2 separate regions of the Homo sapiens genome follow, and region 1 is linked to region 2. The links are chromatin loops, found by intact Hi-C in ENCODE. Cell type or tissue: OCI-LY7. All regions are shown on one strand.

Region 1 (5,000 bases), 190 kb before region 2:
TTGTTCTGTGTGCTTCACTTAATTTCCTTCTTAGACACCGTTGAGCAATGACTGGCTAAAGGGCTGATTCCAGATTTGCCTGCTTCAGACAGTTCTGTTATCAAAGAAACAGTTCTGTTTGAAACAGGCAAATCTGGAGTCAGCCCCTTAGCCAGTTGTAATATCTGTATAACATGATATTATATATACATGTCAAATACAAAATTATTGGCCAGGTGTGGTTGCTCACACCTGTCATCCCAACACTTTGGGAGGCCAAGGCAGTAGGATCACTAGAGGCCAGGAGTTTGATACCAGCCTGGGCAACATTGTGAGACCCTGTCTCTACAAAAAAAAATTATCTATACCTGCATTACCTGCTCTTTCTTGAAGAAAATATGATTTAAAATAGTCTGTGCTATAAAAGAAACTAGTTGTTTTCTTCTTGAGGGTTTATATATAAGTACTGGTAATGAATAGCTATTCACATATATAAAGTCTACAAGTTACTGTCTATGAATATGCCTGTTTAATTTTTATTTCCCCAGATTTGCTATTTTTATTTATTTTATTTTATTTTATTTTACTTTATTTTATTTTATTTTATTTTGAGACGGAGTCTCGCTCTGTTGCCCAGGCTGGAGTGCAGTGGCGCGATCTTGGCTTACTGCAACCTCTGCCTCCCGGGTTCAAGCGATTCTCCTGCCTCAGCCTCCCAAGTAGCTGGGACTACAGGTGTGCACCACTACACCCAGCTAATTTTTGTATTTTTAGTAGAGACGGCGTTTCACCATGTTGGTTGGCCAGGATGGTCTCGATCTCTTTACCTCGTGATCCGCCTGCCTCGGCCTCCCAAAGTGCTGGGATTACAGGCGTGAGCCACTGCACCCAGCTGATATGCTATTTTTAATATCCTTACTAAATTTGCAGCTGAGAAATAATACCTCTTGCTTTAAGTTGCATTTTTTTAAATGCCATTGAGATTTTTTTTGCCATTTGTTTAGTTGGGAACTACCTGTGTCAAAAACTATGAAGGGTCTCAGATTTTACCTTAAATTAAAACTAACAGTTAGCTTTCTGTTTCTGTTGCCACAGAAACAGTTCTGTTTGAGGCAGGCAGTGGATTGTTTAAACAGTCCATTTAATTGATCCATTAAACATTTTAGTGGATGCTGTTAGAAGACATACGACTCTTGGATCAGAGACAAAGGACAGTTTATGTCTAACAGCAAAAGCAATAACCAGAAAATCAGCACTTTACACTGGTTGCCTGAGCCACAATTTCCAGAGAATGACGGGAAGAGGGCCAGATGATACCTACCTTACCTACACACATAGTAGGTTATATTACAGGAGAGGATCTCTGAGTTTAGGGGACCCAAATCTTTTATAATCGATAGTAAGCATACTTGCCCTTTGCTCTGGAGGGAGAGACGATAGTTATACAAACATCCTGGCAATTATACTGCAGAAAAAAGGGCAGACATGACTCACTTATAAAACATGCAGAATTTGGGATACCCATGGAGAATAACCACCCAATAATCTAGCTATATCATTTTTTCATTTATTTCTAAGGTCTCAGTTTTTTCTTAATAGTTTGTGTTAAAATCTAACATAACAGTAATGGTAATCCTATTTTCTCTTTGCTGTCAATATCTTCCTGTTTTCTGTTTCAAAGATACACATTTAATTAATTAATTAATTTATTTATTTATTTATTTATTGAGACAGGGTATCATGCCTGGTGCCCAGTGCTGTGGTGCAATGTCAGCTCACTGCAGCCTCGACCTCCTGGGCTCAAGCAATCGTTTCACCTCATTCTCCCAAGTAGCTGGGACTGCAGGTGCATGCCACCATGCCCAACTAATTTTTGTATTTTTTGTAGAGACAGTGTTTTGCCATGTTGCCCAGGCTACTATCGAACTCCTGAGCTCAAGCTGTCTGCCTGCTTCAGCCTCCTAAAGTGCTAGGATTATAGACGTGAGCCACTGCCCCCAGCCAAGATGTACATTTTTGATTCATAGGCATTTAAAATTTCATGTCATTTAACCTTAGCAACTTTTCATTTGTGATCTTTTTCTGGCATACTTCTCCCACTATATTTCTGCCCCTACACCTTTTTTCTGTGACCCTTTCCCACTTCTTTTTTTTTTTTTTGCCTAAGATTGAAAAGCTTTAGGAGAAAGTTTGTTTTATTTAAATAATTAATAATTATGTTTTTAGTTTGGAGTTCCTTATTGCCCTCACCTTTCTGTACCCTACAGGTTCCTATCTTTTTCAGCATCTTCCTCCACATTTCTGAATTGTGCATACCTTAGAGCGATCATAGCATTCTAGCAGTCTAGAAAAACAGTACTGGGAGAGGAAATAAAATGCTGCATGTATTGCCATTTATACTGGCTTTCTATTGGATGTACTTTTCATAGAACATAAACGTATCTCCAAACTGAAGCTTATTATTTCACTAAAAGTAAGAATGCTGTATATCCTGTACTTTAGTTATCACTGCTAGAGGTTATTTCAAAACTACCATTTTCAAAAGCAGCTCATATACTATCTCTTTTGCCTATTGCTTTTAAAATTACCATTTGACTTATTTTTCAGGCAAATAGAAACTGCATAGCAATCGCTTCCAGTCATGATGTTCAAGAACTGGATGTTTCTGGAATTCTGGCCACACAGGTCTACACTTGGGTAGATGATGATATAGAAGTGGAAACCAAAGGGTACCTTCATAGTTTGTTTCTATTTAGTAATGTTGCAATATGAGTGACTATATTTACTGAACTAAAACTTTCAAAAGATTCTTTAAAGCAATGTATAGATTGTAAGCAGAGTAGAAGCTGATGTGCTAAATGAGGGGTGGCAAGAGCTTTAAATAAGGGAACTGAGAGAAGAGTAAGTGAAGGGAACAGAAATTGTTGAGGTATGAGGTCATTGTGTGTGAGTTACAAATAAGAGCTGAAGAAAATTAATTTTAAAGGGAACTATAAATTCAAATTTTAGACCTTTCAAGTGTAAAAAAGAAAGAAATGATGAGTTGTTTTTATTCTGGTTGACATTCCTTTATAGATCAGAAGATTTCTTGGTTATACATGCTCGTGATGATTTAACAGCTGTTCAAGGTACAACTCCATATACACATAGCAATCCTGGCACTCCAATCAACATGCCATGGCTTGGTAGTACACAGACTGGCAGAGGAGCATCTGTGGTATGTAAAGTTAAAAATAAATTTAAGTTATATGTAACTTTTATTTTTCCCTCTAGGTTAATGGATAAAGGATGATTTAAAACATTTTTCTTAATTCCTAAAGTTTTAGTAAGTCTTACATGTTGGAAATTGTAAATTTTGATAATGAAGACTAGTATGTTTTCATTTGAAAGGGTAATAATAAATTGTTTTAAAAATATACTTTGCTTGAAAACCAAAGAGCTATATTTTAATTAAGAATTATTTGAAACATGGTTCAGATCAGGCTTCAGCAAGGTGTTCCCCATAGATCAAATATTACCCATGACCTGTTTTTATATAGCTAATATGCTAAGAATGGTGTATACATTTTAGTGAAATGGTTTATACATTGTTTTTTCAATAGTTGAAAAAACAAACATAGTATTTTTTGGCACATGAAAATTACATGAAACTGGATTTCAGTGTTTTTTTACAAATAAAGTTTTATAGGAACACAGCCAGTCATTTGTTTCCATTTTGTCTGTGGATGCCTTCACACTACAGTGGCAGAATTGAGTATCTGCAACAGAAAGTAAATGCCCATAAAGCCAAAACACTTGCTATCCAGTCCTTTATAAAAAAAGGTTTGCTAACCCCTTGTCTAGGTATCTTTTAATGGATATCAATTAATAACTATATCCATATTAAGTATCACTTTTTTAAATGCCAGGACAAATATTCTTTTTTTTTTTTTAACAAAAACAATATATAATTTCTTAAGTTAAGCAAAAAGCAATATAATAATGAACTGAAACATAATTTTTCTGTAGTGTTGGAGGATCTTTTTTAGCCCTGATTACCTAGAGATGTGATTCATATTTGTACTTCCAAGCCTTTATTATTACGTAGGTTATAGGAACTAATGAACGGATTTGAAGAAGCAAAGAAAGGTGGTAGGGTTTTTCAGAATTTCATAAGTACTGTAGAATGCTTTCCTTGGCCAAAAAAAAAATTATTTTTCATTAATTAGTATGAGCAATTGTTCAAGTAAAATCTGAGTTATCTTTAATAATACCTTGTAATATTTTGTACCTAATGGAGTTCCTTTATAGTTGCTATAACCTTATAATTTGCAGTATCTGTTGTAGTTGTTATTTACTCGTATTTAAACATTCTTCAGATGAAGCTTGAGATCCAAAAAGGTCAAGTGGATCAACTTATGTCACTTTGTTAAATGTATGGTAGAGCTTGTTTTAAAGCCCTCTGTTCTCCTTAGTTCAGTGATTTCAAGTAGCAGTGTTTTAAGGATTAAAATGAACTTGAAAAGCAATCTAGTAATTATTCAAATGAAATGACTTGCTCAGTGGTGGTTAAATAATTTTTCCAGCTGACAGATATGTTACAATTCATTGGTAAAACTTACTGATATTATATTCTTTTAAAGGAGAACTCAAAGGGAATATATGCCAAAGAAGTGCATAGGACTAATAGGCACTTTTTTGAATTCCAACCTCAGAGATTACAATATAGTTCTTCCTGTAACATCTTTCTTGTTGGTCTCTTCCTACTTCTATTCTTTACACAGCAGCAGCCAGTTACTCTTTTCTAAAACATCATTCAGGTTGTCACTCGCTTTCTAAAAAATTTCAGATTTCCCAATACGGCTTTTAAATAACAAGTCATTAATAGGGCCCTACAAAATTTAACCTTCTGCCATCTCATCTCCCTTTATTCTACATCTGATTCTCTTTGCTGTAATTACACTGGCTTCTTTCTGTCTCTTGAACTTATTAAGCTCATGGTTATGTCAGGAGCCCTTGACTTTCCTTCTGCTTAAAATGCT
Region 2 (5,000 bases):
CACCAAGAGCTCCATTTGCTCTCTATTCAAATACACAAGGTTCCATAGTCACCTGGGCTGTGCTAGACTACAGAGAGGGAAGGGCTGAAAAGTGATTGAGGTGGATTTGTCTTGCTTCCTGACAGCCCAGCATCCACTTACTCTACTTAAAATAGCCTCCAACCTTCTCAGGGAGTCTACGCTTCTACTCTCAAGGCTGGGGGTTCCAGTGGAGCTGATTTCCAGCTCTAAGGGTGGCATGTGACCATGTTTGACCATCAAAGCTTCACATTCCCTTGACTGCAGTGATTGGATCAGAGATGGATAATGACAGGCCACCGGGACTTCCTCCTCTTTTGCTGAGACTTCTGAGATGAGTCTTCTTGACACAGAGACTTCTCAGCCAGAGTACAAGGCTGGCCTGCTTCTCAGAAGTCCCTGAGCTTTGGGGCCCAGGTGTAAAATGATATTGATTCAAGCAGGTCTCAAGCTGGGAAGGAACATATACCATGGCAGGAATACAAGTTTATGGTGAGCTGGAGGCACAGATTTCTCCATAATAAATAAGCATTGTGTAGGAGGGACCAGTGTTAAGAGCAGAAGGGTGTTAGGGAGGGGCATCTGGCGGGTTTGAGGAGTCTGGATCTGAACTCTGCTGGAGGATTCCAAGATGCGGAATGTGATGAGTCTCCAAAATTGCAATATGCTCCTCCAAGCTTTCAAGATCTCTGTAGTGAAGAGCCTTGGCTGCACCCTCCTTCCTGTAGCCAGCTGCATGTTTGCACACTGAAGAATTTAGCCATTGCTCTTTCTCCAGTCCTCTCTGCTTTAAGGCATCTTGGTTATTGTTTTTTCCTTCTCCCATCTTTTCTCCCACCATCAAGGTGAGACTTCACTTCATCTCTGGCAGTGTTTAAAAGAAATTTCCATTCAGCACAACTCTTTGAATCCTTTGGAGAAGAGTTTATCAAAGAAATGTAATAGGAAAATAAACTCTGTGGCAAACATTTGGCAATTTATTTTCAGTTTTTTCCCTTGTAGTTTGGCAACCTGTTCTGATGAATCCATGTGCATGAATAAGCGACAGCCAGGATTCAAGGAATTGTATTTCTATTGTCTCAGTCATAACTTATCTCCCATTGTGTTGACTCCTCCCTGTATTTTTTGCCTGACATACTGCCTGCAGCTTCTGAGTAATTCTGCTGAGGGACTAAATATCTTACTCAGCTCTATTCATCACTCCTTTGTTCAAGCTGAACTAATAGCAACAACAAAAAACAAATCCCCAAACAACCGTATGGTAATTTGGTATATAACATGCCACCATTTATGGGGCTGAGTTTTAGAACGTCCCCCCACCCCCTACCCCCCGCCCGGTGCCAAGGACTCAGGAATGATGGGGAGTGTAATTGAGGGATTTCCATTTATGTCATTCCTAGGAAAGTATGTTTCCCCAGGCTCTCAATCTGATTTTTCTCCTCTTACTGAGTGCTTACTGTAGCCTTTACAAGGGATTCATTGGTCTGTATATCATCTAATTGCTTCAGTGCCATGATAAATCAATTTAAGAAGCGATTGAAGCGTTCAACATAACAAGTCTTCCCATAAACCAGCTATTTGGGCTCTGGTGGCAAATCGGAGAGCAGAGACAGGCACCGGAGGGTGCCCTCAGCACGGAGACAGGAGCCCACTGCTGGTAGTTTGGTATTGGAAAGTGTTCCTTGGGGAAGTCAGCCAGGACAGCAGCGGGAGAAGAAGCTGCTCCGGGCTAACTTTGCCTCATCGTAACAGCGAGATCTGTAGATACTAGCTCTGCCTTTGGTCAGAAGAAAGTCTCTGAATTATTAGAAGGAAAAAGAGAGTGGGGGAAATAGAAACAACAAAAGTTCTCTATTTCCTCGGGAATGGTAGAGCCTAGCCTTGAAGACGCTAATGTTTCTGTGGCTCTTTACTCCCTCTTGTGGCCATATGGTGCCAGTGTTTTCTATCACAGACCATGTTTGCATCAATCACTCTGTTGTTTAACGTGAGAATATAATTAGTTTGGATGTAATAATCTAAGGACACAAAGCAAAGAGGGTCTATGTGCATCTGGACACACTTCTCAGAGAGTTAAAGAATTCAGTCGTAAAAAGTCGTAAATTAGCACGTAGATCCATTGTTCCTGCCAATATATAGCTTCACAAACACCTTTTTCACCAAATATTGGACTAGTACAGGGATTATACGACTTGGGAAGGAAAGAAAGCAAAAGAATTTTACTCTTTTACTTCAGCTGAGGGTAAATAATATAAAATTTCCCTACAAGAATTAAAACGTAGGATCTGAATTCATACATACATCTCAGCGATGTAATGTATGTTTGTAATATTTTTGGAATTATTTTACTTATTGCATATTGTATTCTCTGTAACATGCTCTCCTCTGCAGCACAGGCAGGAGTGGAACAAATGACAATTTAATTGAAAGGTCCCTTTTTTGAAAACTTGAATAGGATGGGCAGCTCTCCAAGAAAATGTACTAGAAATAGATTCTGTTTTTCAAGGAAAATGAGCTGGCAGCAATTTTTAAAGTGCTATGCATTGCTTTAGGATTATTCTCAATAGGGCCAAGTACATCTGCAGTGTGGCTTAAAGTTTTCAGTACTTTGGTAAATTATGCGACATTAAAACAAAAATACTATACTTTTTTCACAGGTATGGACTCTGTACAGGGCATTCTTTAACTGGCCTGGCTGCTTGGGCGTGGTCAAGGTACTGTAAACATTTGTCTTTCCTGGTAGGGTGGGCAGCCTCTACAATTGTCCCCACAATCTTTCCCTCTTGGTATCCATGCCCTTGTACAATCTCTCCCCTTTGAGCATGGGGTGGACTTATTGACTTGCTTCAAATGAAGAGAATATTGCAAAAGTTATGGGATATCATTTCCTTAGGTTACAAAAAGACTATGGCTTGCCAAAAATGGAAGCAACCAAGATGTCCTTCTACTGATGTGGCACATCCACAGAATGGATCATTATTCAACACTTAAAAAAAAAAGAGCTTCATCTTCGCTGTTAAAATTGACAGTATTGTGGATCATAAAGCCAGTTTCCCTATATTTAAAAGGCTTGAAATCAGGGAATGTTCTTTGATGATAATGCATTACACTCAAAATCATTAATAAAAAGATTACTAGGAAATTTCCTTGCTTGATATTAGGAAGCAAACTTGTAAATAGCTCACACATCAAGAAAGAAATGTTAGAAGCTGGAAACCATCATTCTCAGCTGCTGCGGGAAGTCAGGGACCCCGAATGGAGGGACTGGCTGGAGCTGCGGCAGAGGAACATAAGTTGTGAAGATTTCATGGACATTTATCAGTTCCCAAATAATACTTTTATAATTTCTTATGCTTGTCTTACTTTAATCTCTTAATCTTGTTATCTTTGTAAGCTGAGGATGTACGTCACCTCAGGACCACTGTGATAATTGTGTTAACTGTACAAATCGATTGTAAAACGTGTGTTTGAACAATATGAAATCAGCACACTTTGAAAAAGAGCAGAATAACAGCGATTTTTAGGGAACAAAGGAAGACAACCATAAGGTCTGACTGCCTGCAGGGTCGGGCAAAAAGAGCCATATTTTTCTTCTTGCAGAGAGCCTATAAACGGACATGCAAGTAGGGAAGATATCACTAAATTCTTTTCCTAGCAAGGAATATTAATATTATTAATACCCTGGGAAAGGAATGCATTCCTGGGGGGAGGTTTATAAACGGCTGCTCTGGGAATGTCTGTCTTATGTGGTTGAGATAAGGACTGAGATATGCCCTGGTCTCCTTCAGTACCCTCAGGCTTACTAGGGTGGGGAAAAACCCTGCCCTGGTAAATTTGTGGTCAGACCAGTTCTCTGCTCTCGAACCCTCTTTTCTGTTCTTTAAGATGTTTATTAAAACAATACGTGCACTGCTGAACATAGACCCTTATCAGTAGTTCTGCTTTTGCCTTTTGCCTTGTGATCTTTGTTCTGCTTTTTGCCCTTTGAAGCATGTGATCTACTCCCTGTTCTTACACCCCCTCCCCTTTCGAAACGCTTAATAAAAAACTTGCTGGTTTGAGGCTCAGTTGGGCATCACGGTCCTACCGATATGTGACGTCACCCCCAGGGACCCAGCTATAAAATTCCTCTCTTTGTACTCTTTCTCTTTATTTCTCAGCCAGCTGACACTTATGGAAAATAGAAAGAAACTACATTGAAATATTGGGGGCAGATTCCCCCGATACTCAGCAAACTATCACGAGGACAGAAAACCGAACACCATGTGTTCTCACTCATAGGTGGGAATTGAACAATGAGATCACTTGGACACATGGTGGGGAACATCACACACCGGGGCCTGTTGTGGGGTGCGGAACTGGGGAAGGGATAGCATTAGAAGAAATACCTAACATAAACGATGAGTTAATGGGTGCAGCAAACCAACATGGCACATGTGTACCTATGTATCAAACCTGCATGTTGTGCACATGTACCCTAGAACTTAAAGTATAATAATAATTTTCTAAAAAAAAAACTGCCAAAGGGGGAAAAAAAGAAGTTAGAGAACATTTTAAACTGGAAAACTTCAAAGTTTTCTTTGGAAACCAGGAGGGAATGATAGAAGGAAAGGAGAAGCAAGGTTGTGGATTGTAATGGTGGATCATAGAATCTAAGCAAGAGGAGAAAGTAAGACAGAAAAGAGGCTGGCATTAGGAGAGCCAATGGAGTCAATGCACTTCCATGAAAAGGCATGGAAGAAACTGAAATTCATATTACTAAGTGAAGAAAGCCCATCTGAAAAAGGCAACATACTGTATGATTTTAACTATATGACATTCTGGAAAGGAAAACCTATGGATAAAATAAAAAGATCAATGGTTGTCAGGGGCTTGGGGAGAGGGAGGAATGAATAGGCAAAGAAGAATTTTAGGGCAATGAAAAAGTTTGTGTGATACTATAATGATGGATATATGTCATTACACATTTGTCAAAACCCATA

What was found. Hi-C counts contacts between places; a loop is a spot of excess contacts. Peaks named below come from ENCODE experiments on the same cell type or tissue, not always from the same donor. Only the 100,000 strongest peaks of a DNase experiment are listed, where the experiment ranks them.
Region 1: it touches region 2 in a loop (2.5-fold over the local background); 6 of 110 quality-filtered maps call a loop at or near these places.

What each region holds. Positions count from the first base shown.
Region 1 is chr5:119,217,886-119,222,885 of GRCh38, forward strand. It overlaps DMXL1 (Dmx like 1), which reads left to right. Exons shown (of 44, transcript NM_001290321.3): 36 at 2,587-2,708; 37 at 3,055-3,196. Among named protein-coding and RNA genes, the nearest start is that of MIR5706, 66 kb to the left of the region's middle. In OCI-LY7, no CTCF peak of the experiment used is centred here; a DNase peak (open chromatin) is centred at 2,876; H3K27ac peaks cover 651 bases.
Region 2 is chr5:119,410,297-119,415,296 of GRCh38, forward strand. No RefSeq gene overlaps it. Among named protein-coding and RNA genes, the nearest start is that of HSD17B4, 40 kb to the right of the region's middle. RefSeq lists enhancers at 16-285, 1,672-1,801 and a silencer at 1,758-2,052. In OCI-LY7, a CTCF peak has its summit at 1,949 (motif pointing left); DNase peaks (open chromatin) are centred at 1,625, 1,925 and 3,975; H3K4me3 peaks cover 513 bases.